2 separate regions of the Homo sapiens genome follow, and region 2 is linked to region 1. Evidence: read pairs that join two places in POLR2A ChIA-PET (ENCODE). Cell type or tissue: PC-9. All regions are shown on one strand. Each heading gives the region's core, and the rest is flanking DNA. Links, peaks and the distances in the headings are about the cores only.

The links. Peaks named below come from ENCODE experiments on the same cell type or tissue, not always from the same donor. Only the 100,000 strongest peaks of a DNase experiment are listed, where the experiment ranks them.
Region 2: POLR2A ChIA-PET joins it to region 1 with 22 read pairs; 2 of 35 experiments call an interaction of 5 or more read pairs at or near these places.

The regions. Positions count from the first base shown.
Region 1 is chr11:64,265,117-64,275,300 of GRCh38, reverse strand. PLCB3 (phospholipase C beta 3) reads right to left here. Exons shown (of 31, transcript NM_000932.5): 24 at 10,074-10,109; 25 at 9,799-9,991; 26 at 9,262-9,415; 27 at 9,099-9,175; 28 at 8,897-8,986; 29 at 8,749-8,806; 30 at 8,030-8,116; 31 at 7,378-7,948. The coding sequence ends at 7,745. It overlaps BAD (BCL2 associated agonist of cell death), which reads left to right. Exons shown (of 4, transcript NM_032989.3): 3 at 3,498-3,688; 4 at 4,964-5,471. The coding sequence ends at 5,092. It also overlaps a transcript of GPR137 not described here. Among named protein-coding and RNA genes, the nearest start is that of BAD, 14 kb to the left of the region's middle. RefSeq lists enhancers at 1-199, 3,657-3,706, 3,717-3,946, 4,115-4,680, 4,810-5,239 and a silencer at 5,690-5,809. In PC-9, for the core only: CTCF peaks have their summits at 3,643 and 5,679; DNase peaks (open chromatin) are centred at 3,830, 4,390, 5,190, 6,170 and 1 weaker place; H3K4me3 peaks cover 4,144 bases; H3K27ac peaks cover 4,294 bases.
Region 2 is chr11:63,709,340-63,726,023 of GRCh38, reverse strand. RTN3 (reticulon 3) reads right to left here. Exons shown (of 9, transcript NM_001265589.2): 3 at 4,992-7,322. Among named protein-coding and RNA genes, the nearest start is that of RTN3, 36 kb to the right of the region's middle. In PC-9, for the core only: no CTCF peak of the experiment used is centred there; no DNase peak of the experiment used is centred there; H3K27ac peaks cover 1,013 bases.

The DNA of each region.
Region 1 (10,184 bases), core at 876-8,875:
CCTTCTGTTCCCGGCTCTCCTGCCCCTATCCGAAATCCTTCAGCCTCCCAAGGTGCTGGGATTATAGGCATGAGCCGCCACGCCTGGCTGTCATCTGTAATCTTTACTCCTGACCTAGTATGCCTCTCCCCACTGCCACCTCACTCCTCCAGGGTCTTGAGGTATCCCCACCTGACCTGGGGGCAGCTCTGGGCTTTGGTGATGCTCAGAATGCCCAGGCACTCTGATCACAGCCTATCTTACCCTAGGCCTTTCCGGATTCCGTCCTCTCGTTCCCTTACTCGCTTTTTTTTTTTTTTTTTTTTTTTGAGACAAAGTCTCACTCTGTCTCCCAGACTGCCAGACTGGAGTGCAATGGTGAGATCTCAGCTCACTGCAACCTCCGCCTCCCAGGTTCAAGTGATTCTTGTGCCTTAACCTCCCTAGTAGCTGGGACTACAGGCCCACACCACCATGCCTGGCTAGTTTCTTTTTTTTTTTGAGACAGAGTCTCACTCTGCCACCCAGGCTGGAGTGCAGTGGTGCAATCTCGGCTCACTGCAACCTCTGCCTCCTGGGTTCAAGTGATTCTCCCGCCTCAGCCTCCTGAGTAGCTGGGATTACAGGCTCGCGCCACCACACCTGGCTAATTTTTGTGTTTTTAGTAGAGACAGGGTTTCACCATGTGGGTCAGGCTGGTCTCGAACTCCTGACCTCGTGATCCACCTGCCTTGGGCTCCCAAAGTGCTGGGATTACAGGCGTGAGCCACCACACCTGGCCTTTTTTTGTATTTTTAGTAGAGATGGGTTTTTGCCATGTTGGGTCAGGCTGATCTCGAACTCCTGGCCTCAAGTGATCCACCTGCCTTGGCCTCCCAAAGTGTTGGGATTACTGGCGTGAGCCACTGCGCCTACTTGCTTTTTTTTTTTTTCTCGAGGTAGAGTTTCACTCTGTCACCCAGGCTGGAGTGCAGTGGCGTGATCTCAGCTCACTGCAAGCTCCGCCTCCCGGGTTCACGCCATTGTCCTGCCTCACCCTCCCGAGTAGCTGGAACTAAGGCGCCAGCCACCATGCCCAGCTAATTTTTTGTACTTTTAGTACAGATGGGGTTTCACCGTGTTAGGATGGTCTCGATCTCCTGACCTCGTGATGCGCCTGCCTCGGCCTCCCAAAGTGTTGGGATTAAAGGCGTAAGCCACCGCACCCGGCCACCTACTTGCTTTCTTAGTCATGTGTCTCATTTATGTGTCCTAGCTGGGACCCCTGGAGGCCCTGCACTGGCCCACAGGCCAGGTCCTCAGGTCCTCTGAGGGGAGAAGAGACATTCCAATGGTTATCCCCCGCCTTCAGTTCCTGGCCTGTAATTTACCTCCTCCAAAGAGCCTCCCTGACAGACATATCTTGCCATAAACACCCAGCATGTTTCCCTACCTGCCTCTCTTTTTTTTTTTTTTTTTTTTTTTTTGAGATGGGTGCAGTGGCGTGATCTTGGCTCACTGTAACCTCTGCTGCCCAGGTTCAAGCGATTCTTCTGCTTCAGCCTCCCGAGTAGCTGGGATTACAGGTGCCTGCCACCGCGCCTGGCTAATTTTTTTGTATTTTTAGTAGAGACGGGGTTTTACCATCTTGGTCAGTCTGGTCTTAAACTCCTGACCTCGTGATCTCCCCAACCTCGGCCTCCCAAAGTGCTGGGATTACAGGCGTGAGCCACTGCGCCCAGCCCCCCACCTGCTTCTCACTCTGTCATTGCACTCTGAGTGTTTGCTCAGGGGAGTGGTTCTAAGTCTTTATCGGTCTGGGTAGAGGAGTGGAGTTGGCAGGAGTTGGGAGATGGCACAGAGCACAGTTCAAATAGACCATAGTAGGCGGGCCTCTGAATAATAACCCATAGTGCACTTGCAGCCTACAAAGCACTTTCTTTTTTCTTTTGTTATTATTATTATTATTTGAGACAGAGTCTCGCTCTGCCACCCAGGCTGGAGTGCAGTGGCACAATCTCGGCTCACTGCAACCTCCACCCACTGGGTTAAAGCAGTTCTCCTGCTTCAGCCTCCTGAGTGGCTGGGACTACAGGCGTGAACCACCACACCTAACTAATTTTTGTATTTTTAGTAGAGACGGAGTTTCACCAGAGTTTGAGGCCAGGCTGGTCTCGAACTTCTGACCTCAGGTGATCCACCTGCCTTGGCCTCCCAAAGTGCTGGGATTACTGGCGTGAGCCACCACGTCTGGCCTTCTTTTATTAATTTTTTAAATTAATAGAGATGGGGTTTTGCAATGTTGCCTAGGCTGGTCTCGAACTCCTGAACTCAAGCAATCCACCTGCCTCAGCCTCCCAAAGTGCTGGGATTACAGGCGTGAGGAATCACGCCCAGCCACAAAGCACTTTCACATTTTTTAATTTTATGTGATGTTCACACAGCCACTGGGAGTCAGGGCTAGGATTATCCCCTCATAAAGGTGAGGACACAGGCTAAGAGAGTCGAAGGCTGGCTAGACAAGGGGAGAGACACAGAGCTCCGCTGATCATCACTGGACTCTGGATTCCACCAAACCTTTGGAACCTTCCAGCCTCAGGCCTCCACAGCTTCACAGAAACTGGGCAAGTCTTAACTCTCTAAGCTTCTGTCTTCTCACCTAAGCATGTTTGGTACTCACCTCCCAGGGTGGTTAGGAGGATAATAAGGGAATGTCTCGGCCTACACGTAAGTGCACCATCAATGGTACCTAAAAACGTCAACAGTTCCAGACACTGTCTCCAGAGAAGGCTCTGTGGGGGATGCGGACATGTAGCGGCCAAGTTCTTGTTCTCCAGGGGCTCTGCAGGTCCCTTGCAGAGGAGGCATTCAATCCTGCCGGCTGTGGCAGGACACTTTCCTATCCAAGGGATTGGCTTCCTCCGATGTAGAACAGACACTATGAAATAGCTACCAACCCAGGGGTTGCCAGGAGGCCCCATGAAGGTCTTGCACTAATAATACTTCTTGCTTTTTTTTTTTTTCTTTTGAGAAAAAAAGCCTGTCGCCCAGGCTGGAGTGCAGTGGCGTGATCTCGGCTCACTGCGACCTCTCCCTCCTGGGTTCAAACGATTCTTCTGCCTCAGCCTCCCGAGTAACTGGGACTATAGGCACGTGCCACTATGCCCAGCTAATTTTTGTGTTTTGAGTAGAGACAGGGTTTCACCATGTTGGCCAGGATGGTCTCGATCTCCTGACCTTGTGATGTAACTAGTATTTCTTATGCCCTTATTTTGTGCTAGGCACAGGGCCTCACCCATTATTGGCACTCGGTAAGGATTCGTGGGATTAATGAGAAGTTAACCTAAATCTTCACCAAAGGCCCCTGAGCTTCCCCTCGATTCACATACAAGGGACTGGGGCTCTGAGAGGTGGGCTGTGATGCGCCCCTGGAAGACCCACGAGTGGGCCTGCAGAGCTGATGGGGAGGGTTCAGGCAGGGCCAGGGGCTTAGAGGAGCTGAGATTAACGTCGCCCCCCTACCCACTGACCCTCTGCAGGCGCTGGGGCTGTGGAGATCCGGAGTCGCCACAGCTCCTACCCCGCGGGGACGGAGGACGACGAAGGGATGGGGGAGGAGCCCAGCCCCTTTCGGGGCCGCTCGCGCTCGGCGCCCCCCAACCTCTGGGCAGCACAGCGCTATGGCCGCGAGCTCCGGAGGATGAGTGACGAGTTTGTGGACTCCTTTAAGGTGAGCGCCAGTCCCCAGCGTGCCAGGACCTGAAGTACCAGGCCGCCCCCCGCCGGTCTGTCCCTGCCTTGTCCCAAGGCACGCCCGGATCTGGAGTCCCACGACCCCTCCCCAAAGCCGTCCTGTTCCTTCCTAGCTCCAGAGCATTCTGGGATTTGTAGTCACAAGACTTCCCCGCCCCCACTCCCCAGCTCTTCCCCCGCCTGGTGTGTGTGTGTGTGTGTGTGTGTGAGTCACAGGGCATGCTGGGATCTGTAGTCTAGATCCCACTCCAGGCGTGTGTGTGTGTGTGTGTGTGTGTGTGTGTGTGTGTGTGAGAGTCACAGGGCATGCTGGGATCTGTAGTCTAGATCCCACTCCAGGCGTGTGTGTGTGTGTGTGTGTGTGTGTGTGTGTGTGTGTGTGAGTCACAGGGCATGCTGGGATCTGTAGTCTAGATCCCACTCCAGGTGTGTGTGTGTGTGTGTGTGTGTGTGAGAGAGTCACAGGGCATGCTGGGATCTGTAGTCTAGATCCCACTCCAGGTGTGTGTGTGTGTGTGTGTGTGTGTGTCAGTCACAGGGCATGCTGGGATCTGTAGTCTAGATCCCACTCCAGGCGTGTGTGTGTGTGTGTGTGTGTGTGTGTGTGTGTGTGTCACAGGGCATGCTGGGATCTGTAGTCTAGATCCCACTCCAGGCGTGTGTGTGTGTGTGTGTGTGTGTGTGTGTGTCTCACAGGGCATGCTGGGATCTGTAGTCTAGATCCCACTCCAGGCCAAAGCTCCTGGGTTCCCCGAATTCTTGGAAGACCAGGCATGCTGGTATTTGTGCTCCTTGCTGGCACCTGTGCGCTCTGTCGCCCAGGCTGGAGTGCAGTGGTGCGATCACGGCTCACTGCAGCCTGGAACTCCTGGCCTCAAAGGATCCTCCCGCTTCAACCTCCCAAAGTGCTGGGATTACAGGCGCTCACCATCGCTCCCGGCCCTTTGATTCTCGAATTGCGGTCTCATCTTCTGGGTGCTAGGTCTCCAGCTCTGGCCTTTCCATTTAGGGCCCTAGGCATCCTCTCTTCCCGTCTCCGGCACGGAGTTCCTGGGATCTAACCAGTTCCCATTCCTGGGGGCCCATGCGTCCTCGCGAGCGTCCCTGACCGCCCGGCGTGGAGCCTCCTGGGAGTTGTGGCCTTCATTATCTCCCCCCCGATCTCACTTAGAGGAAGGCTCACGGAAGTGGAGAGCCTGGCTCGAGCTGCCATGGTAATCTAACTCATGTAACCCTTTTCTCCCTCCACCAGAAGGGACTTCCTCGCCCGAAGAGCGCGGGCACAGCAACGCAGATGCGGCAAAGCTCCAGCTGGACGCGAGTCTTCCAGTCCTGGTGGGATCGGAACTTGGGCAGGGGAAGCTCCGCCCCCTCCCAGTGACCTTCGCTCCACATCCCGAAACTCCACCCGTTCCCACTGCCCTGGGCAGCCATCTTGAATATGGGCGGAAGTACTTCCCTCAGGCCTATGCAAAAAGAGGATCCGTGCTGTCTCCTTTGGAGGGAGGGCTGACCCAGATTCCCTTCCGGTGCGTGTGAAGCCACGGAAGGCTTGGTCCCATCGGAAGTTTTGGGTTTTCCGCCCACAGCCGCCGGAAGTGGCTCCGTGGCCCCGCCCTCAGGCTCCGGGCTTTCCCCCAGGCGCCTGCGCTAAGTCGCGAGCCAGGTTTAACCGTTGCGTCACCGGGACCCGAGCCCCCGCGATGCCCTGGGGGCCGTGCTCACTACCAAATGTTAATAAAGCCCGCGTCTGTGCCGCCGAGGCTTTTCTGTGCGTCGACTGGGGCTCCGGCAGGCCGGGGTAGTGCTCTCACGGATACTTTCAAAAGAGGCCGCTGTCTTACGAGGGAAACTTAGGCTCTGCCTGACATCCAGCGACAGAGACGGAAGGGGTCGCGGCGGCTCGCGGGCCTGGGCTGCGCGGCCCAGGTCCAAGTCCCCAGCACGCGCATTGGGACCGCAGCGCTGCCGGCAGCCCGATCCCGCGCTCTGCAAACCGTGCCGCGGCCCCCCAGAGAGGGTCACTCGCTCCTATTTGGGTCAGCCCTTTCCAGCAGCTACTGTGTGGCCGGCCCGGGGCCAGCGCCGCCCGGGTACCTCGCGGGGCGGGAGGGAGCGGCTGAGCCAGGCTGGCAGCAGCGCGGTCGCTGGAAACTGAGGCTTCATGCGGGGACCCGGACAGAGCGGGGGCTCCGTTCCAGAAAGATTTATTGGCGCCCCCTATAACCCGGGCCGGTTCTTGGTGCCGGGCACAGAGATGCATTGCGCCACGGCCCTGCTCGCGGAAGCTCCCGAGGGCCCGGAATCGGCAGGGCAGTCAGAGAGGGCTTCAGGGAGGAGGCAGCTAGAGCTGCGACCGGAAGGTGAGGTGAGGGTCATCCCCCCCGGCGCAAGGAGGAGTGGACCCATGGAAGGACAGGGGAGCAGCAGAGGCCAGGCTTCTAGGGGCTGGAATGTCACACCCAGAAGTTAGACATTCAGCTGGTATTTGAGGACCTGGGAACTGACTTGGAGTGTGTCCCTCAGTGGACACCAGCTAGAGTCAGGAAGGTGGGAGTTGGCTGCTGAGGAGCCTAGATACGGAATACACTGGAGTGAGCAGAACTGGGGGATAGGGCAGCGTCCCACAGAAGAAGTGAGGAAGTCTGGGGCCATTGCATTGACCCTGAGGGAGGAGGGCCCTACTCCGGAGCCTGTTTCCCTGGCCTCCCCACCCCATCTGTTTGCCTGAGGCTGCAGCAAAAACAAAGCAAAGAAGATACTCAATTGGCAGGAGATAAGCCCAGATAAGAGGCCGCCTTCCCCTGGAGGAGGGATGCAGGCGGGCAGCCTGGGAAGAGCCAGGAAGCTGGGAGAGGCCTTGAAGAGGTGCCAAGCCGACCCTGCTGCGAGCCCAGCCCCGCCCTGGAGCCCGCACTGTGGGCTCTCTGCCACTTTTCGCTGGTCTTGAGGCATGGGACAGGTCCAGGCTGGCTGAAGACAGTCCACCACGGAGGGTCCAGGCCTGCCCTGCCTCCAGGTCAGGACGTCTTGACTTAGCTGTGGCCTAGCACACGACAGATGGCTCCGGGCCTCAGTCTCCTCATCTGTAAAACAGGCATAACATCTCCCTCACAGGGATGAGGGGATGCTGGGTGGCCCAGCCCCTGCGTGTCTGTGACTGTCCACTTCCCTTCCCCCAGAGTCACAGGCAGGCCTACTGCCCACCTATTTCTGAAGACCCAGGTCCCCCGGTGTTGGGCAGGTTCTGAGCTGCCCTGCTCCACCCTGGCCGATCCATCACCTGATAGAGTCAACTGCCTGTCGGGGGCCCAGAGCAGCCCCAGCGGAAGATACTAGGCGTTTGGGTCATATCAGGCCACAGGAAGCGGGGCAGGGAAGGCTTCCTGAAGCAGAGGCCTGAGCCTCAGAAAAGAGAGAACAGGGAGAGCCTCGGAGAGACGAAAGTCATGGGGATGGGGGAACAGGAACAGCGGCTTGGGGGCAGAGGGCACAAGCAGAAGGCCACGGAAGCTCAGCAGACTCGGCAGGGCAAGCTCAGGTTCAACCCAGCAGCCCTTGGCTGGAGGCGTGACCTCAACCCCACCAAATGCCCAAAGTCCATTTTATAGATGAGGAAACTTAGGGCCCAGAGTCCTGTCACCCCAAATCACACTGCACACAGGGTCCCTGAAATCCACTTTTATTCATGTAAAAAAAATCCCCAAAGAATAGAGAAAAAAATGTGACTCCTACTTCCCGGAGCTCCAAGTCTCCAGCCAGCTCTCCCGGGGAAGGGAGGAGACGCTGCTAGCTCGAGGGTGTGGGTGTCACAGGGAGCAAAGCCCTGACCAAGGCCCTAACCTAAGACTGAGGGCAGGAAGGAGGGGCCCCAGGAGGATGAAGGGAGTTAGCTGAGGTACTTGCCCCGGGTTTAAAAAAATAAAATTTCTAGATAAAAAGTTAAAAAAAAAAAAAAAAAGCATTAGTGTCATTGCCTCCTGCCCTCCACCCAGCGCCCGCCCTGGCCCTGTGGCCACCTCGCTCAGCCAGTTCAGAGCTGCGTGTTCTCCTCCTGGCTCTCCGAGTCAGCGCCCGACAGGTGCCCGCTGCTCCCGGGTGCGTGACCGTTGCTGGCACAGGCCACCAGAGGCCCGTCCCCCAGCCCCTCCGGCATCTCGCCCAGCAGGCTCCGGCGGATCTCCTGGGGGAGCCTCGCCCGCTGCTCCTGACACTCCTGGGCCAGCTGGGCCAGCAGCTGTGGGAGAAGGATGGGCATCACAGGCGAGGCCTGGCTGCCTTGCACCCCGTCTGCCCACCTGTTCGCCCATGGCCTCACCTTGGGCTCCTCTTCTGCCAGCTGTTGCAGGACCTGCTGCTGCCCAGCCACAAGACGGTCATGCCGCTGCTTCTGGGCCTCCTCCAGCTACAGGGGTGGGCAAGGGCTCAGCTGAGGGGCCCTGAGGGAGGGGCTAGAGCCTCGAGGCTCTGGCTGGGTATAGAAGTCAGGTGGGCGAGGCCGGGTGCAGTGGCTCACATCTATAATCCCAGCACTTTGGGAGGCCAAGGCGGGCGGATCACCTGAGGTCAGGAGTTCGAGAACAGCCTGGCCAACATGGTGAAACCCCATCTCTACTAAAAATAAAAAAATTAGCCAGGCATGGTGGCGGATGCCTGTAATCCCAGCTACTCGGGAGGCTGAGGCAAGAGAATTGCTTGAACCCAAGAGGTTGCAGTGAGCCAAGATCGCGCCACTGCACTCCAGCCTGGGCGACAGAGTGAGACTCTGTCTCAAAGAAAAAGAAGTCAGGTGGGCGAAGGCTCCCAGGGCAATGTATCAGGGTTGTGAGAGGACTGGGCCCAAGGACGCCAAAGCCAGGGACACTGGTACAGACAGTTGGCTTTGGGTATGATGTGGGTACCCTGGGGCTGTTGGGCACTTGAGAAAGGCCCTAGAAGAACCTTGAGGGCAACGTGGCACCAGGCCAGGCATGGAGATGGGTGTCTGATGAGTGAAGGAAGGGAGGTGGGGTAGGGTGGCCCGGGAGCCTGACTCACCCGACGGATGGAGTTGACTGACTCAGTGATGTGCCGACGGTTAATCTCCGTCAGTTCCCTGCACGGGAGCAACGCAGGATGGCTCGGGGCCCAGACACCTGCCCTGCCTCCCCAGTACCCAGATGGCCCCCGGTCCCGGTGCCCTTACGCCTCCTTCTTATGCTTGTCCCTCATCTTGGCCTCCGAGATGCTGTTATGGCGCTTTCTGTCCAGGATCTTCTGCAGCTCCTTCTTCTCCCTGGAGAAGCCGGCAGGGGAAGAGGAGGGGTCAGCGGCAGAAGCACAGACTCTGCCCTCCTTCTGGTACTAGAAGTCCCCAGCCCTTCCCATAGACAATCCTCGGCTTTCACCTCTCGTTCATCTCTTTCAGCCTCTTGAACTGAGTTGTGTTTGCATCAAGGACGACCTCCCTGAGCCGCTGCAGAGCCTGTGGACACAGGGAGCTGACAGGTGATGCCGGGCTGACGACGGGTCTATCCAGCAGGCTTTCCCTGGCCACTGCAGGCCCCCTACCTGTCTCAGGTGTTCCAGCCTCCGCTGGGCCTCTGCGTCCACCTGGGCCTCCCGCAGCTCCAGCAGGCTCTGCACCTGTCTGTTCTGGAACTCCTGATACCGCTTTGCCTCGTCCTCCCCCTCCTTCGTGTCCTCCACATCAGCGGCCCCACCTCTGCGAGGAGAACCCCTCTGGGTGATGCCTGGGCCCGTCACATGGACTGGGATGGGGAGGGTGTGTAGGGGGGCACATCCTGGCAAGCGATGGCAGACACCATCCCATGGGGCCAGGTCTGTTATGCAAACCAGGAGGCCTGTTAGCTCCACCCAAGTGATGGGAGCCTGTTTGGGCAACATGCTCCTCATGGACTTCAAAAGAGATGTCACTCCCTGGGGGACACAGGGACGCCTGGTGTGGAAAGCCTCCTCCATCCTTGCACTGAACCCTCCTCCCTGGGGGTCAAGGAGCAGCTCTTGCCATCTCTCCATGCCCACCGACCCCCATGTTCACATCAGCACACCCAGCACACATAGCACACAGGCGGCCCAGACACTCACAGGGCACCTGGCCGCAGCCGGCACCTGCCCTCAGCCTGTGCCTGAGCCAGGCCATCCAGCAGGCGGCGGGTGAGGGTGACTGCCTTCCGCTGATGCTTCTTGCGCAGCTCCCGCAGGTCTCGCTCTTGCCGGCTCCGGAGCTTGACCAGAGCCTTGTGACCTCGGAGCTCATCCAGCGGGGTGGGGGCCACCTCTGGGAGCGGCAGAGCAAAGGTGGGCGGGGGGTGGGGGAACCTGCAAGGCAGCCCCCTGCCTCCAGGTACCCCGCCCCCTACCTGAGAGGATGCTGGCGATGAGATCATCACGCTGCCCTGGGGAGCAGAGGCCCTGTGAGGAGCTGGAGGACAGGGTGGGGGGTGCCTCCCTGCAGCCCACCCCCGACCCAG
Region 2 (16,684 bases), core at 7,628-15,627, 560 kb after region 1:
TTAAATGATACCAAGATAGGAATTATTTTGTATTCCTTGTTTGGTAACTCTTTTCATTCCACTTTAGCACCCACCATCTGCTGGGTGCTGAACAATGTAGTTTTTACTAATAAATTACGAACATTTTTACATAACAGAAGACACTAACTTTGACAGTAACTAGAAAAATAAGGCACAGAGCTAGAAGTGAAACTGATAAGCAGTAGCACCCTAACGCTGGGGAAATAGTCACATATGTGTAAAAACAGACAAGTATAACAACGTTAACTTAAGGCCGGGCGCGGTGGCTCATGCCTGTAATTCCAGCACTTTGGGAGGCCGAGGCGGGCGGATCACGAGGCCAGGAGATTGAGACCATCCTGGCTAACACAGTGAAACCCCGACTCTACTAAAAATACAAAAATAAAATTAGCTGGGCGTGGTAGCAGGCGCCTGTAGTCCCAGCTACTCAGGAGGCTGAGGCGGGAGAATGGCATGAACCCGGGAGGCGGAGCTTGCAGTGAGCGGAGATTGCACCACTGCACTCCAGCCTGGGCGACAGAGTGAAACTCCTCCATCTCAAAAAAGAAAAAGAAAAAGGAAAAAAAAAAAGAAGAATGTTAACTTCAGCGCTGTCTATAATAGCAAAAAATAGGAAAGAATCTAAATCCTTACCAAAAGAAAATAATATATTCATATAATGGATTACTACATAGCTGTTAAAATGAATAAATTATATAAATTCCAACATGAAAGAAGTTTAAAAACCTAATGTTGAATGGAAAACGTTATACAACAAACATGATAACATGAATGAATGGTTAAAAAGCATAAAACAATACAAACACATTTATTTAAAATAAACTGGAAGGATGTACCAGGTCCATGACGGTGTTACGTCTGGGGAAGGGGAGATGGAGGGCGTGGCCAGGTGGTAATCAAAGAGTCCTTTAGTTTGGAAGCAAATATGACTACCAATGCTAACAATTAACATAAGTTAATTCTACATATAGAGAAGATATGGGTGTAGGCTGCCTTTGTACTTTTCTATATTTTTCCATTTCTTAAAAAAAAAAAAAACAAAACTTTAACAACTTCAATGACTGTGTAATATTCGATTGCACAGTTATACCATAATATACTCAACCAATCTCTAATTGTTAAGACACCGAGATATCTGCCACTATCATAAACTGTGCTATAATGAACATCTGTGTAGTTATTTTTGCACATTTTTAAAAAAGGATAAATTCCAGCTGGGTTCCGTGGCTCACGCCTGTAATCTCAGTATTTTGGGAAGCCAAGGCGGGCGGATCACGAGGTCAGGAGTTCGAGACCAGCCTGGCCAATATAGTGAAACTCCGTCTTTACTAATAATACAAAAAATTAGCCGGGCGTGGTGGCAGGCACCTGTAATCCCAGCTACTTGGGAGGCTGAGGCAGGAGAATCGCTTGAACCCGGGAGGTGGAGGTTGCAGTGACCCGAGATCGTGCCATTGCACTCCAGCCTGGGCAACACGGTGAGACTCTGTCTTTAAAAAAAAAAAAAAAAAAAAAAAAGGGCCGGGCACGGGTGGCTCACGCCTGTAATCCCAGCACTTTGGGAGGCCGAGGTGGGCAGATCACCAGGTCAGGAGATTGAGGCCATCCTGGCTAACATGGTGAAACCCCGTCTGTACTAAAAAATACAAAAAATTAGCCGGGCGTGGTAGCAGGCGCCCGTAATCCCAGCTACTCGGGAGGCTGAGGCAGGAGAATGGCGTGAACCCGGGAGGCAGAGCTTGCAGTGAGCCGAGATTGCGCCACTGCACTCCAGCCTGGGCGACAGAGCGAGACTCTGTCTCAAAAAAAAAAAAAAAAAAAAAAAAAAAGAATTCCTAAAAACAAGATTGCTAGGGCAGTTCTAGGTCTGTTACATATTGCCAACTGCCTTCCAGAAAGGCTGTAACAATTTACATGTACTTCACCAAACTATATGCTTATTTCCTTGCATCCTGCCAATCTGGATACTAAAACACAAAAAACTATCTTCACTACACTAGGTATGTGAGAGGCAGGGATCTGATTTTCTTCCCCAAACTATGAGAGTCTATCATAACTTAATTACTCAGCAACCAACTATAATATGATAAAGGCTTCATTACAAGCTGTTACATAATATACCATAAAATAGCAAAAACAAACAGAAAACCACTAATTCTTTCATTGTTTCTTTTGCCTATTTTCCCAAACAACTTAAGGCAGAATATAATTAAAGCACTGTTTTTACCTTAGAAAGGAAGAATATGCAGATACACGTATTTAAAACTAGACAATCGGCTGTGTGTGGTGGCTCAGGCCTGTAAATCCCAGCACTTTGAGAGGCCAACGCAGGCGGATCACTTGAAGCCAGGAGTTTGAGAGACCAGCCTGGCCAACATGGTGAAACCCCATCTCTAGTAAAAATACAAAAAATTAGCTGGGCGTGGTGGCACACGCCTGTAATCCCAGCTACTCGGAAGGCTGAGGCAGGAGAGTCGCTTGAACCCTGGAGGTGGAGGTTGCAGTGAGCCGAGATCGCGCCACTGCACTCCAGCCTGGGCAACAGAGTGAGACTCTGTCTCAAAAAATTAAAAAAAAAAAAAAAAAGATAAATAAATAAAACTAGACACTGATGCATTTTACTGAAATGGTTTATGTTTTTATTTATTTATTTCACTGCAATGAAATGGATTATATTTTTAAAGATTTATTCATAAATAAGACAATTTTAAAAGGTTTTCACTTTTGAAAGCTGCAAGAAAGGCCTTTAAACTTCTTGGTCTAACTATACCGGTCTTCTTTAATTACAATCTAAAAACATACACTAATCATAGACTTTGGTCAGTGACAAATATCCTGAACTTCCATAGCCCTTTACATCTCTCACGCTAGATTAAATAATTCAGTTGATAATCACTAATAATTAGCATTTACACAGCACTTTATTTACTGCAACATACAAAGCAGGGCAAAATAATGATCATCACATTAACAAAGGAAGATGCTGAACCAATTAGACTAGTCATCTAAGGTCATGCTAAAACAGGAATTTGCCAGAATTAGACACTGGAGTTCTTGTAGCATAATTCCTATATGCCTTATTGCCCAAAAGTTACTACCTGTAAGAATTATGACAACTGAGGAAGAAATCTAGAATGTACCAGAGCCAGAGAATCATATTATTTAAATGATAATTGAAGACCATCTACTTCACTTTACATCCTCACTTTACAGATATTAAAACTGAGGCCCCCGAAAGGTTATGTAAGTTACTTGTTCAAAGTCATACTTCTAGACACAGCACAGCAAGAATTAGAACCTAGTACTCTTTAATCCAAATTCAGTGAGCTTCAAATGCTAGAGTATAAGAGCTATCCTTAATTGGTAATTCAAAATTTTTGGTTTATCAAAAAGCCTCAATGTCTTTCACTGATAATTGTTAGTGAAATAATTCATATCATTCATTCAACAAATAATTATCCAGTACTACTTATGTGGCAGGCCCTGTATTTGGTGCTAAATCTGACTGCATATTTACTATGTGCTAGGCACTGTATTACCTGCATTTTCATATTTAATCCTCACAATACCATTGTAAGGTTAAGTACAATTTATCTATTTTAAATATTAAAACTTAAAAAGATAAATCTACCTACAGTTTCCAGTAAGAAAATGCCTTTATAAAAAGGCACAAAATCAAACACAAAATACATTTAGCCTAACAAAAATCTAATTTTCTTGTAAATACTACAACTCTGTGTATGATTTCATTTGATAAAAGATCTATAATCAAATAGTTTAAAAACCACAGACCTCTACATAGCACCTAACACTGACCATACAGTAGATGTAAAACTTGGTATTACATTAAAGGATGGGGGTCCCTTGTAGAGGGGCTTGAAAGATCCTTTTTTTTTCTTGTACTTTCCAAGATCCCAGAATAGACAGCATTTGCAGTAATCTAACTGAAAGCCACTTGCTAGAAAAGTGATCATTTGAAATAGATAAAAGACAAGAGAAGGGGTTTCTGGTACCATCTAATAATGAGTTTTGGCCTGAAGAATATTAAATAAGATAGAAAGTAGAAGAATGCATGAGTTCTCCTAAGCATTACTCACAAAATAGTACTACAATACTGGTTACCTACTTTCAGAGCATAAAATCTCTATAGTATACGATCACATTAATTAAAAGTTTCATTTACTATCTTTCCCAGCAGGAATTCCTTTATCTTTGATTGCTAAGATTCCACAAAGCACATATCAAAAAATCCAAGTGCTAAAAAGTATGACAATTATGGAGATTTAAAAACAAGCTTTGTAAATAAGTAAGAACCTGATGATATTAGATTCTCACCTAATATCACCTTAGGGGCAACCTATAAGAAAAGAAGTACCTTGAAATATAACTGGAGCATAGAAAAAAAATTTTCTTTTTTTTTTTTTTTTTGAGACAGAGTCTTGCTCTGTCACCCAGGCTGGAGTGTACTGGCGCGATCTCATCTCACTGCAAGCTCTGCCTCCCGGGTTTACGCCATTCTCCTGCCTCAGCCTCCCAAGCAGCTGGGACTACAGGCGCCCGCCACCACGTCCAGCTAATTTTTCTGTATTTTTAGTAGAGACGGGGTTTCACCGTGTTAGCCAGGATGGTCTCAATCTCCTGACCTTGTGATCCGCCCGTCTCGGCCTCCCAAAGTGCTGGGATTATAGGCGTGAGCCACCGTACCCAGCGAGCATAGAAAAAATATTTAGGGGAAGATTAATGTTACAAAGTGGTCTACTGCTTTGGGAAATATTGATATTAAGGAAACCAAATCAAGCAATCATTTAAAAAAAGACAGGAGAAGAATCTGCCTTTCCCATCATACAGCATATTGTTTTTGTATTTTAGCCATAATTTTGTAGGTATAAATCAGACTAACATAAATGGCACGCTGATAAGTAATCAATCACAGAATTAACCACATGCAGTATTCTAATATAAATGGTTACCTGAGAAGTCTGTCAGAAGTCTTGCTAGGACATGCTTTTTTACCAATTCAGTCTTGCTAAGGCTGGAAACAGCATCTACCCTAGTAGTTTCTCTGATAGTGATGGGCTTCTGGGAAATCCCAAGATCAGATCCATTCTTGACATTACGTTCTAGGATGTCATATGATCTCTGTGGCCAAGATTCTGGAGCAAATGTGAAAGTTTGCTTCAGTACTTCTTCAGAAGGCAATTCTGCGTCACGCTGTGCAGAAGTTGACTTCTCAACCTGTCTTTCACCTAATTCTTTAAGAGCCTTAATTGTGAGCTGTTCTTGTTCTAAGTCAAGAGATGCTACTGGAGTACCTTGGGTAGGGAAAACACCTAGAGGCTCACTTCCATTTGTTTCTTTGCTTTGTTCACTGTATTTGCTTCCAATGTCTTTAATTTCAGAACCACCGGACTCATTTTCATGTAAGACTTCTACAGGAGGAGTTGTTTTAAAGTCTGTCATCTTCTCTGATATTGCTTTAAAAGCATTTCTTTCACTATCTACTATTCCTTTATCTCTGGTTTCTGTAAAGGCTGCTATCAGGTCCTCTGGGGAGGAATCATCTATATGTTTAACATTTTTCCCATGTAATGACTCCAAATAGGCAGATGTTGTCACATTTAATGAGAATTCTGTCTCATTAAAAACATTTGGAGACACTGTTGAAGGAAGTTTGGGGTTCTCAGTAGTAATAGGCTTTTCAGGAGCAACTTCACTCACATCTTCTAAGGAGACATTCGTATCGGGTACTTTTGAACATGCTGCCTCACTAGCTGGACTCCTTCCAAGAATATCAGGCTGATCTTGATGCAGCTCAGAGTCACTGACCAATTCTTCAAAGTTTTTAGATGTTTTTTCTTCTCTCTCACAACTGGGAATCTCTTTGATTTCTCTTTCACCTGTTTTTACAACAGCACTTGGAATGGAAACAGGTTTTTCAGCCTGAATTTTGTTATTTTCAAATGATGTATCTGCTGTGATGTCCTCTATTACTGTGTCATCAGACTCACCAGAACTATCAGCTTCTGTGATTTCTCCCAATGCAGAGCTCTGCCAGTCCATTTCATCTTTCAGGTGGTCATCAGGTAAAACCACTTTCACTGTGGCCACTCCAGAACCCAAAGAGTCACATTTCTCAGGTGGAGATCCAGGTAATTCTGCAAGTGTGTCATCCTGTTTCTGCATATTGCCTTGCACACCTTTGATACTGAATTCTTTTGTGGAATTCAAAGAGTCAGGTACAGGTTTTCCAGTAATAGCATTTTCTTGCTGGAGAGATGCTTCTGCCCAATCACCTGTTGATTTAGTGATGGGAGTGCTCCCATCAATAGAACATACAGGAGTTTTCTGATGAGTGCTAGTTTTAAGATTTACAACTGGAATTTCTGAATTATATTCACTCATGTCAAGTCCTGTAGTTTTTGTGATGCAGTCAGAAGATTTATCGGTCTGTTGTTTCACTTGGGGAACCAGATCCCAAGTCAGTATTTCGTTAGTAAAGTTATGCATATCATTCACGCATCTGGACACCTCTTCCAGTGCTGCATTTGTGTGTGAAAACTGCCTACTGAGCAATGCAGACATTGGGTAACGTCCTGCCTCTTTATTTCTCAGTGGAAAAAGCTTGTCATTAGTCTCTGAAATGTCTTCGGATGATTCTTTATCAGTGTGCACAGACCAGCTACCAAAATCATCTGTGCTCTCCTTATATGAGTCTTTAAATTCTTTGTCAAATGCTGCTTTGTCAATAATTACTTCAAATGGTGATTCAGGGGAATCCTTTTCAATAACATCATCTCCTGAAACTTTGGATGGAGACAAAGAATATGTATAAATGCCTTCTACCTTAGAGTACTCAGTAGGTGGTTTCTGGGCTGTCAGCAAAGTGAATCTGTCATCAGCATCCAATGCAGTTTTAGCCTCCCTACTTGATACCCCATTTGGGTTCTTGGTCTCTTTATCTATTTGCTCTTCCACTTGACCAATTTTCTTTGAGAGAAAAGCAGGATGCTCTGGGAAACTGGCTGGAATAGAAGGACGGTCACAATGAACTCCTGCTGCAAGAGAAACTGAAGAGTCTGATACGTTGTTGCTGGTCCCCTGAGGCTTTTCCATCTTTTTCATATCTAGAAGATCCAAGTGGTCTTTTCCTTCTTTGGCTAAAATAGGCTGGCTCCCTAACACATGGCTTTTTTCTCCATGTAGTATTGTAAGGCCAGTGTTATGTATTTCAGAAGATGAAAGAAAGGAAGAAGTCATAATTTCTGAAGATGGCTCATCAGAGCAAAGAGAGCTCAATCCCTCTATGATCAGAATTTCAAAGAAAAAAATTGTTTACCAGGTACAATTACACATTAGCTAGCCAAGCCAAGCAGCATGCTTTTTATTTTTTAAATTACATAAATATATATATACACACACAGGATGTATATATACACACATAAATATGTAACAAAACGATCAAGTTATCCTACAGGACATGCATAAAACTGCCAACAGTGAAACAGAAAAGCCATATCATGCCACAAACTGCAAATGATAAAAAATTTTCATGACAAATACTTTTGGTCTACTTTTCCATTGTACAGAGAAAGCATAAAGAAGGGCGGTAAGATTGAGAAATCTTGGGAGGTTTTTTATTCTTTGATAGAGCTAATCAACAAAAGCAAAATAATTTATACAAAACAAATAACCTGATACTATAAAGGGTTGATAGACTTCAATCTGTAAGCTGAACAATTCAGAGCACAGACTGCCTCTATAAATCTGTTAGTCTCACAATCTGAAAAGGAAAAAAACTAGTGGCCAGACTTTTTTGATTTTTAGGAGATGCAATGGGCCCTTCCTGAATCTGAAAAATGAGACTAGAATTATTCTATTCTATCCACAGGGAGAATCTGTCCCATGTACAAATAAATAGCTGTGATGTTCTAAACTAAAGGGTACTGAAAAAGGTGGACCCCCTCCAAAATCTTTTTTTTTTTTTTTTGATACGGAGTCTTTTTCTTGTTGCCCAGGCTGAAGTGCAATGGCGCAATCTCAGCTCACTGCAACCTCCACCTCCCAGGTTCAAGCCATTCTCCTGCCTCAGCCTCTCAAGTAGCTGGGATTACAGGCAGGCACCATCAAGCCCAGCTAATTTTTGTATTTTTAGAAGAGATGGGGTTTCACCATGTTGGCCAGGCTGGTCTCTTAACTCCTGACCTCAAGTGATCCACCCGCCTTGGCCTCCCAAAGTGCTGGGATTACAGGTGTGAGCCGCTACGCCTGGCCCCTCCAAAATCTCTTGTACTAACTTGTCATTTAAATCAATATTGTACTGTGCAAATTGATTTCTTTGGTTAAGACAGAGTTAACTTGGCTGGGTGCAGTGGCTCACCTGAGGTCAGGAGTTCGAGACCAGCCTGACCAAAATGGTGAAACCTCATCTCTACTAAAGATACAAAAAAATTAGCCGGGCGTGGTGGCAGGCACCTGTAATTCCAGCTACTCGGGAGGCTGAGGCAGGAGAATCCTTTGAACCCAGGAGGCAGACATTGATGGCAGTGAGCTGAGGTCACGCCATCGCACCCCAGCCTGGGCAACAAGAGTGAAACTGTCTCAAAAAAAAAAAAAAAAAAAAAAAAAAAGACAGAGTTAACTCCAGAATTACTTTTAAAATAGAAAATATCCTTCTCAAAGTAATACGTTAAGTCTTATCAGTTAATACCATAGTAGCCATCAATCTACCACACTGTTTTCTAACTTCCCACTCTAACAAATTTTTACTGGGGAAAAGGATCAAAACAAATATCCCAAGGGCTGGTGCTTTCTTACTTCATTTATTTGTTTGTTTGTATTTGAGAGAGGGTCTCCCTCTGTCCTCCAGGCTGGAGTGCCAGTGGTACAATTGTGGCTCACTGCAGCCTTGACCTCCTGGCCTCAAGCTATCCTCCCACCTCAGCCTCCCAAGTAGCTGGGACCACAGGCACATGCCACCACACCTGGCTAATTTTTAAACTTTCTTTTCTTTTTTTTTTTTTTTTGTTTTTTTTTTGAGACGGAGTCTTGCTCTGTCGCCCAGGCTGGAGTGTAGTGGCGCGATCTCTGCTCACTGCAAGCTCCGCCTCCCGGGTTCGCGCCATTCTCCTGCCTCAGTCTCCCAAGCAGTTGGGACTACAGGCACCCGCCGCCACGCCTGGCTAATTTTATTTTTGTATTTTTAGTAGAGACGGGGTTTCACCGTGTTAGCCAGAATGGTCTCGATCTCCTGACCCCGTGATCCGCCTGCCTCGGCCTCCCAAAGAGCTGGGAATACACGCATGAGCCACCGCGCCTGGCCTGATTTTTAAACTTTCTACAGACCTGGTGCCTCACTACATTGCCAGGTTGGTCTCAAACTACTGGGCTCAAGCAACCTGCCCACCTCGGCCTCCTGAAGTGCTGGGATTATAGGCATGAGCCACCACGCCCACCCTGGGCGCTGTCTTTCTTGCATACTGTTGTATCTTTGGAGCTGGGACAAAGTGGGTCTTAAATAAATAGCCCCAAATAAGTGAATCAAAGATTCAGCTTGGTCAGCTGAGACCTAAGTAGGCTCAGGACAGCAATGCCTTGAGCATGAATGAGTAACTGGGAAAATGTGACAGAGAAGTTCTTTTGGGATTACCTTTATTCAGCTTATGTTCCCTTTTTCATGTAAACATCCAAATACCAGATAAAAGCAAAATTATGACTTCATTCAAAATTATTTTATTAAAGACAAAAATATTTTACAATAAATAAAATTCCAGTATTATGAAAATGTTTTGAAATGCCATATAAAGTTCCCCTACTTCAACACATCACTGAAACTTGATGTAATAAGAGCTGAGCTTTAGAAATAGTATAACTGTAATCTGGTTATTAGAATAAAAAGTCTTTGTACATTCAAGGAAAACTGTAAAAGCTTGGTGGCAAAGCTATATTACCAAAACAAAACACTTGAAGTAAACTGTAATTCATATGTAGTTCTAATTTAGTAAACATGGTTTGCATCTACCATTATACAGTATGGATATTCAGCATGACTAGATTAGGGCATAACAGAAATGAAGCCCAGTATTGTAGGTTAAAAGGTTCAAAAATCTGAAGTGTGAAGTACTACAGATTACATTTAAATCAGAAATATTCCACAATCTGAGCCATGCATTGTTACTGAACTTACTAGTCAGTGTTTCTACCACAAAACATTCAGTGAACTAAGGTTATGGTAAAACTGTTTGGGAACCTCTCTCTTCAAACAACTCTGAGGTGAGTCAAACTGACTCCACCCCACAGGGGAGGTTCAGCTTATATGTTTTTTTGTGTGTTTTTTGTGTGTTTTTTTTAGACAGAGTCTAGTTCTGTTGCCCAGGCTGGAGTGCAGTGGTGCAATCTCGGCTCACTGCAACCTCCGCCCCCCAGATTGAAGCGATTTTCCTGACTCAGCCTCCGAAGTAGCTGGGATTACAGGCGTGCACCACCGCACCTGGCTAATTTTTTGTATTTTTAGTAGAGAGCTGGTTTCACCACGTTGCGCAGGCTGGTCTCGAACTCCTGAGCTCAAGCAATCTGCTCGCCTCAGCCTCACAAAGTACTAGGATTACAGGCATGAGCCACTGCACCCAGCCAGCTTATATGTTTTATGGAGATGGAGATTTCAGATGATTCAGATCTGTCATCTTACAGATGAAAGTCTACAAAATGAATTAGTAATAATTCAACAGGTATTTATTGAGTGCCTACCACGTGTCAGACACTGTTTTAGAAACTGGGCTTAAAGCAGTGAATAAAACAGAAAAAATTTCTTGCCTTTATGGAGCTTACAACACAGAGGGGAAGGCAGACAATAAGCAAAATCAATAAGCAAAATGATGACAATAATACAGTGGTGACAGTGCCTGATTAAACAAAAAAGAAAGCAACCAAATTGAATGCTAACCAAAGAATATTCATGTCACTGGGAAGAGCATGGTAAAACTGTCTATGCTTTAGCAGGACACAAACTGGTCAGTTTATCAAGCTTTGCTTTTCTCTTAACTTCTTTGAACCTTTAATACTCCAAAAGTTTCAAGTTAGGTGTAGAATAATCTCAGGTAAAACTAAAGTTAGAAGTCCTATTCTCAGAATACTAACACATCCTCTGCTGAGCACCATGATAGCCTGACAGACTTCAAACATTAAGGATTCTCTAGGCTGGGTGTGGTGGCTCATGCCTGTATCTTAGAACTTTGGGAGGCACAGGAGGGAAAATTGCTTGAGTCCAAGAGGTCAAGATCAGCCTGGGCAACATGCTGAGATCCTGCCCCTACAAAAAATAGAAAAATTAGCCGTGCATGGTGGCACGTGCCTGTAGTCCCAGTCACTTGGGAGGCTGGAGTGGGAGGATTGCTTGAGTCTGGGAGGTCAAGGCTGCAGTGAGCCATGGTCATGCCACTGCACTCCAGCTTGGGTGACAGAGTGAGAAAGAGAAAAGAGAAGAGAAGAGAAGAGAAAAGAGAAAAATGAAAAAAAGGAAAAAAGAAAAAAGATTAATATGACATGGCTACGAGATATATTAAAAAAAAACTCTAATAATGTTCCCTAATAAAAATATTATAACTTACTATTTAGGGTATATCTTGTTTTTTCTGGGGACAAGCTTAGAGGGCAAACAGAGCTCAGTGCTGCATTCATTTCTCAGTGATTGTGAGATGCAGGCGCTAATCATTACTATCAATCAAGCTTTCCCACATGTAGAAAAATAAGGTAGCATCATCATCTGTGCTTTAACTTTAATTATTTTGTTTAGAATTTCAGCAAATGAAAATACCATTTTTGGCTAGCTGAAACCCTAACAAACTTGGACACAGCTGACCTGTACCAAGACAATGGGAAAAATTGGGCTGGAAGTAAAAAGTTTATAAAGGCATGAAAACATTAAATAGAATGAAGACCAAAAACTAATAAGCCTTTTAGAACAGCTCCGATAAGCAAAGACTCTTCCAATTGGTCAGTATGGCACTTGTAGTCACTGCTGTTGCCCAAGTCAGTACCTGGCAAAAGGACAGAAAAGTCCAGTGAATCTGAAGGCAGTTAGCTCTTAAAATACTATACACTGTAAAGCTGTCTGGTGGAATAAATCTGGATTATTTTATGTCTCAGAAAATGTCTACTATCTTTCTTTTCTCAAAAGATTCATCCCTTCACATGCACTCTAAGAGCCTTTCAACACTACTCAAAACAAATCGCCATCAAAACTCTCATTATGAACATTTTCTAAATTAGTTCTTTGCTATAATGGAATTTAGTGTGGATATTCATTTTCAAGAGTTCTAATCACTTAAAAACATGGTGCTACTCTAATTATTAACAAATAAAGTCATAGATCTAGTAGATTTACTAAAAAGGGAATCAGCTGAGTGTGGTGGCTCATGCCTGTAATCCTAGCACTTTGAGAAGCCAAGGCAGGGAGACAGCTTGAGCCCAGGAGTTCGAGACCAGCCTGGGCAACACAGTGCGACCCCATCTCTACAAAAAAATTAAACAATTAGCCAGTCATGGTGGCATACACCTGTGGTCCTGACTACTTGGGAGGCTGAAGTGGGAGGACTGCTTGAGCCCAGGAGGTCGAGGCTGCAGTGAGCCATGCACTCCACCCTGGGTGACAAAGCAAGACCTTGTTTCAAAAAATGGGGGGTGGGTGAGAATCGATATATGGTAAGAGGTAAAAAATGTCATATCCCCACAATGATCATGAACATGTTCTCAAACTTATCAAGTACTCAGCTCCATGATTACTCATCTTCTTAAACTCTAAATACTCCACTGAGATATATTATCTGAAACAAAGACTAAGAAATTAAGTTGGTAGTCATATTCTAAATTCTAAATTTTTAGACCCAAATAAAAAATTCTTTTATATTTTTGAGAGATGGAATTTCACTCTTTTTGCCCAGGCTGGAGTGCAATGGTGTGACCTTGGCTCACCGCAACCTCTGCCTCCTGGGTTCAAGCGATTCTCCTGCCTCAGCCTCCGGAGTAGCTGGGATTACAGGCATGCGCCACCAGGCCTAGCTAATTTTGTATTTTTAGTAGAGACGGAGTTTCTCCACGTTGGTTAGGCTGGTCTGGAACTCCCAACCTCAGGTGATTCGCCTGCCTCGGCCTCTCCAAGTGCTGGGATTACAAGTGTGAGCCATTGCGCCCGGCCAAAAAATTCTTATTAAAAAATTCGAAGTCGGCCAGGCACGGTGGCTCACGCCTGTAATCCCAGCACTTTGGGGGCCGAGCTGGTCCTGATCACGAGGTCAGGAGTTCAAGACCAGCCGGATCAACATGGAGAACCCCATCTCTACTAAAAATACAAAAAAATTAGCCGAGTGTGGTGGCGCATGCCTATAATCCCAGCTACTCGGGAGACTGAGGCAGGAGAATCGCTTGAACCCAGGAGGTGGAAATTGCGGTGAGCCAAGATCACACCACTGCACTCTAGCCCAGGCAACAATGTGAGACTCCATCTCAAAAAAAAAAAAAAAAAAAATCAAAGTCCTTTAATCACAATTACTAATCGTGTGGCCTTGAGTAAACTGCTTAATCCAATCTCATCAAAATGGGAAAATTAAAGCACCTAACTTTAGAACTGCTGTGAGGATTAAATGAGTTAATACATGTTCACAGTAGTAGCTGCCACTTAGTAAATCCCCAATAAATGTCCCCAAACACCACATTCTCAAAAAACTCTCTTGACATAGAGACTCCAGACCACATGCCTTTTTACTAGGGAGAGAAAAGGCATATTGGCAAACTGTAACCACCTTCATCTGGTATATAATACAGAAAATCCTCATGTAGAGCTTTAGACACTTTCCCTCCTACCATTCACATATTAAGGAAGATAATTCAAAGAGCTTTTATCTACTTCAAAATCTTAGGTGATGCAACGTCTGAATACGTTGGTACAAACCAAATGCCTATGGCATCCTAAGAATTGTGCTAGGTTCTATGCAGATAAAGATGCTTGAGAGCCCAGCCTGGCATAGTGGCTCATGCCTGTAATGTCAACACTCTGGGAGGCCCAGGTGGGAGGATTGCTTGAGCCCAGGAGTTAGACGAGCCTGGGCAAAATAATGAGACAGATCCCTTCTCTATAAAAAATTGTAGGGCCCAGCGCGGTGGCTCACGCCTGTAATCCCAGCACTTTGGGATGCTGAGGCAGGTGGATCACCTGAGGTTGGGATCTCGAGACCAGCCTGACCAACATGGAGAAACCCTGTCTCTACTAAAAATACAAAACTAGCTGGGAGTAGTGGTGCATGCCTGTAATTCCAGCTACTCAGGAGGCTGAGGCAGGAGAATCACTTGAACCTGGGAGGCAGAGGTTGTGGTGAGCTGAGATCGCGCCATTGCATTCCAGCCTGGGCAACAAGAACGAAAACTCCGTCTCAAAAATAAAATTTTTTGTTTTAAATTAGCTTGGTGTGGTGGCACACGCCTGTGGTTCCAGCTACTCAGGAAGCTAAGGTGGGAGGATTGCTTGAGCCTGGAAAGTTGAGGCTGCAGTGAGCCCTAATTGACCCACTGCACTCCAGCCTGGGCAACAGAGTGAGACCCTGTCTCAAAAAAAAATAACAAAAAAAAAATAAAAAACCCAAAAAACAAAACCAAAAACCCCACAAGAGAACTTAACATATAAGAAATTCTAAGCCAACACTGAAAGATAAATAACTTTTCCTTTTTTTTTGAGACAGTCTCAGTCTCACTCTGTCGACCAGGCTGGAGTGCAGTGGCCTGATGTCAGCTCACTGCAACCTCCACCTCCCCGGTTCAAGTGATTCTCATGCCCCAGCCTCCTGAGTAGCTGGGACTAGAAGCGTGCACCACCATACCCAGCTAATTTTTGTATTTTTAGCGGAGATGGGGTTTTGCCATGTCAGCCAGGCTTGTCTCAAATTCCCGACCTCAAGTGATCCACCCGCCTCGGCCTCCCACAAGTGCTGGGATTACAGATGTGAGCCACCACACCCAGCCAGTAAATTTTCCTCAACAAAATGTTTCACAAATGATCTTTACCACCAGCAGGGTCAAAGCATATTTTAGTTCAATGTACAACCAGCTGAACAATTTAATAACCGAGCACAAAGACAGCCTTTGGCACAATTTTTCACAATCCCTCTCAAACTTAAGAGCAACTACTAGTTCTTCATGGGCTTTATCTCTGATTTACTGCCTCAGAACTTCCTAAGGAGGACAGAGCTCAGGAATCTGTATTACAAGTTTCCCAGGCAACGAAACTGGTTTCAGAACCACAGCCTTAATACATTTGGTATGTGTTGGAGAGCAGAAAGATAAGGGCCATACTTCAGAGCTCTAGTCCCATAAAAATCCCACAGGAGGAGCCACTGTCACGGCTTCTCCTCACATAGATGGGCTTGCACAACTTAAGAGTACCAAGGCATACAGCAGGAGCGGTCTTCCCGTGCCTACTTTAAACACTTCCATATACTAATTCTAAAGTACAGTAATTCTGCATTTTTATTGGAATAAGGAAAAAAACACATCTGACTAGAAAATCTGGTATGGGAATTGAGGAAGAAATTTCTCTCTTTTATGCCTAGAGTATTTTATCTTTCAGAGCAAGATGGGGAGTTTAAAGTAACATGATAAAAAAAAAAACAAAAAAACTACAATGTCTAAGACTGGGCACAGTGGTGCCCGCCTGTAGTCCCAGCTACTCAGGAGGCTGAGGCGGGAAGATTGCTTGAGTCCAGGAGTTTGAGATCATCCTGGGAAACACAGTGAGACCACATCTCTTAAAAAACAAAGAAACAACCAACAAAAAATACTTATGAGTAAATACATTTGAATTGAAAACCCTTCATATACTGTTTATTCTGCTTCTTTTTCCCCAAAGTGTCTCTTAGATAAAGATTTAGTACTCATCTATTCAAGTACGTATAACTTAATTACTAAAAACAAAATGTGATCTATAATTAAGGAATAAGGAATGTTATATCCTATATCAAAGAGTTCTTCCTAAAAAGAGTAAATAGTTTAAAACTAGGTTATAGTTACCATGTGATTAATTACCTGCTCACCTAAGAAATTCATTACTTTTTACTAAAAGGATATCTATAACATGGAATAACTATATACATCAGTGAAGAATGGGTGCCAGCCTGTAGTAGCCACTAACTTACTTTTTCATATCCATACTATGCATATTCATTTGAGGGAGGTTTGAAATATTCAGGTATAGGTTTTCCTACACTTGAATTTTCTCATGTTCACAAAACAAGACAAATTCGTGCAAAACAGTATCAACAACTTGCAGCCACAGCATCAAAATAGGAAGTTAGCCAGCAGACATTCTGCAGCCAAGCTAGATCCTAAACAAAACGTCTCTTTTGTACAAAGAAAAATGTTTTTCTTTTTTTTTTTTTAAAAAAAGGCTGTAACTGGCAAATTTATTTTTTCCTCAATGCTTGCCCCCAAAGTTCAGGGTTGTAACTTCCTATTCCAGATGCCTACTGCATTAGTCAAATTGAATGCAAGCATTCATTAATGCAATGCTTCCAATGCGGCATGGTGGATGGATCCTCTTTCCAATCTCATTTTCACCTACTTTTCTTCCAATGTTTTCTAAAGAAACAGTATTTTCTAGCTTCCACTCTCAAGGGTTTTGAAA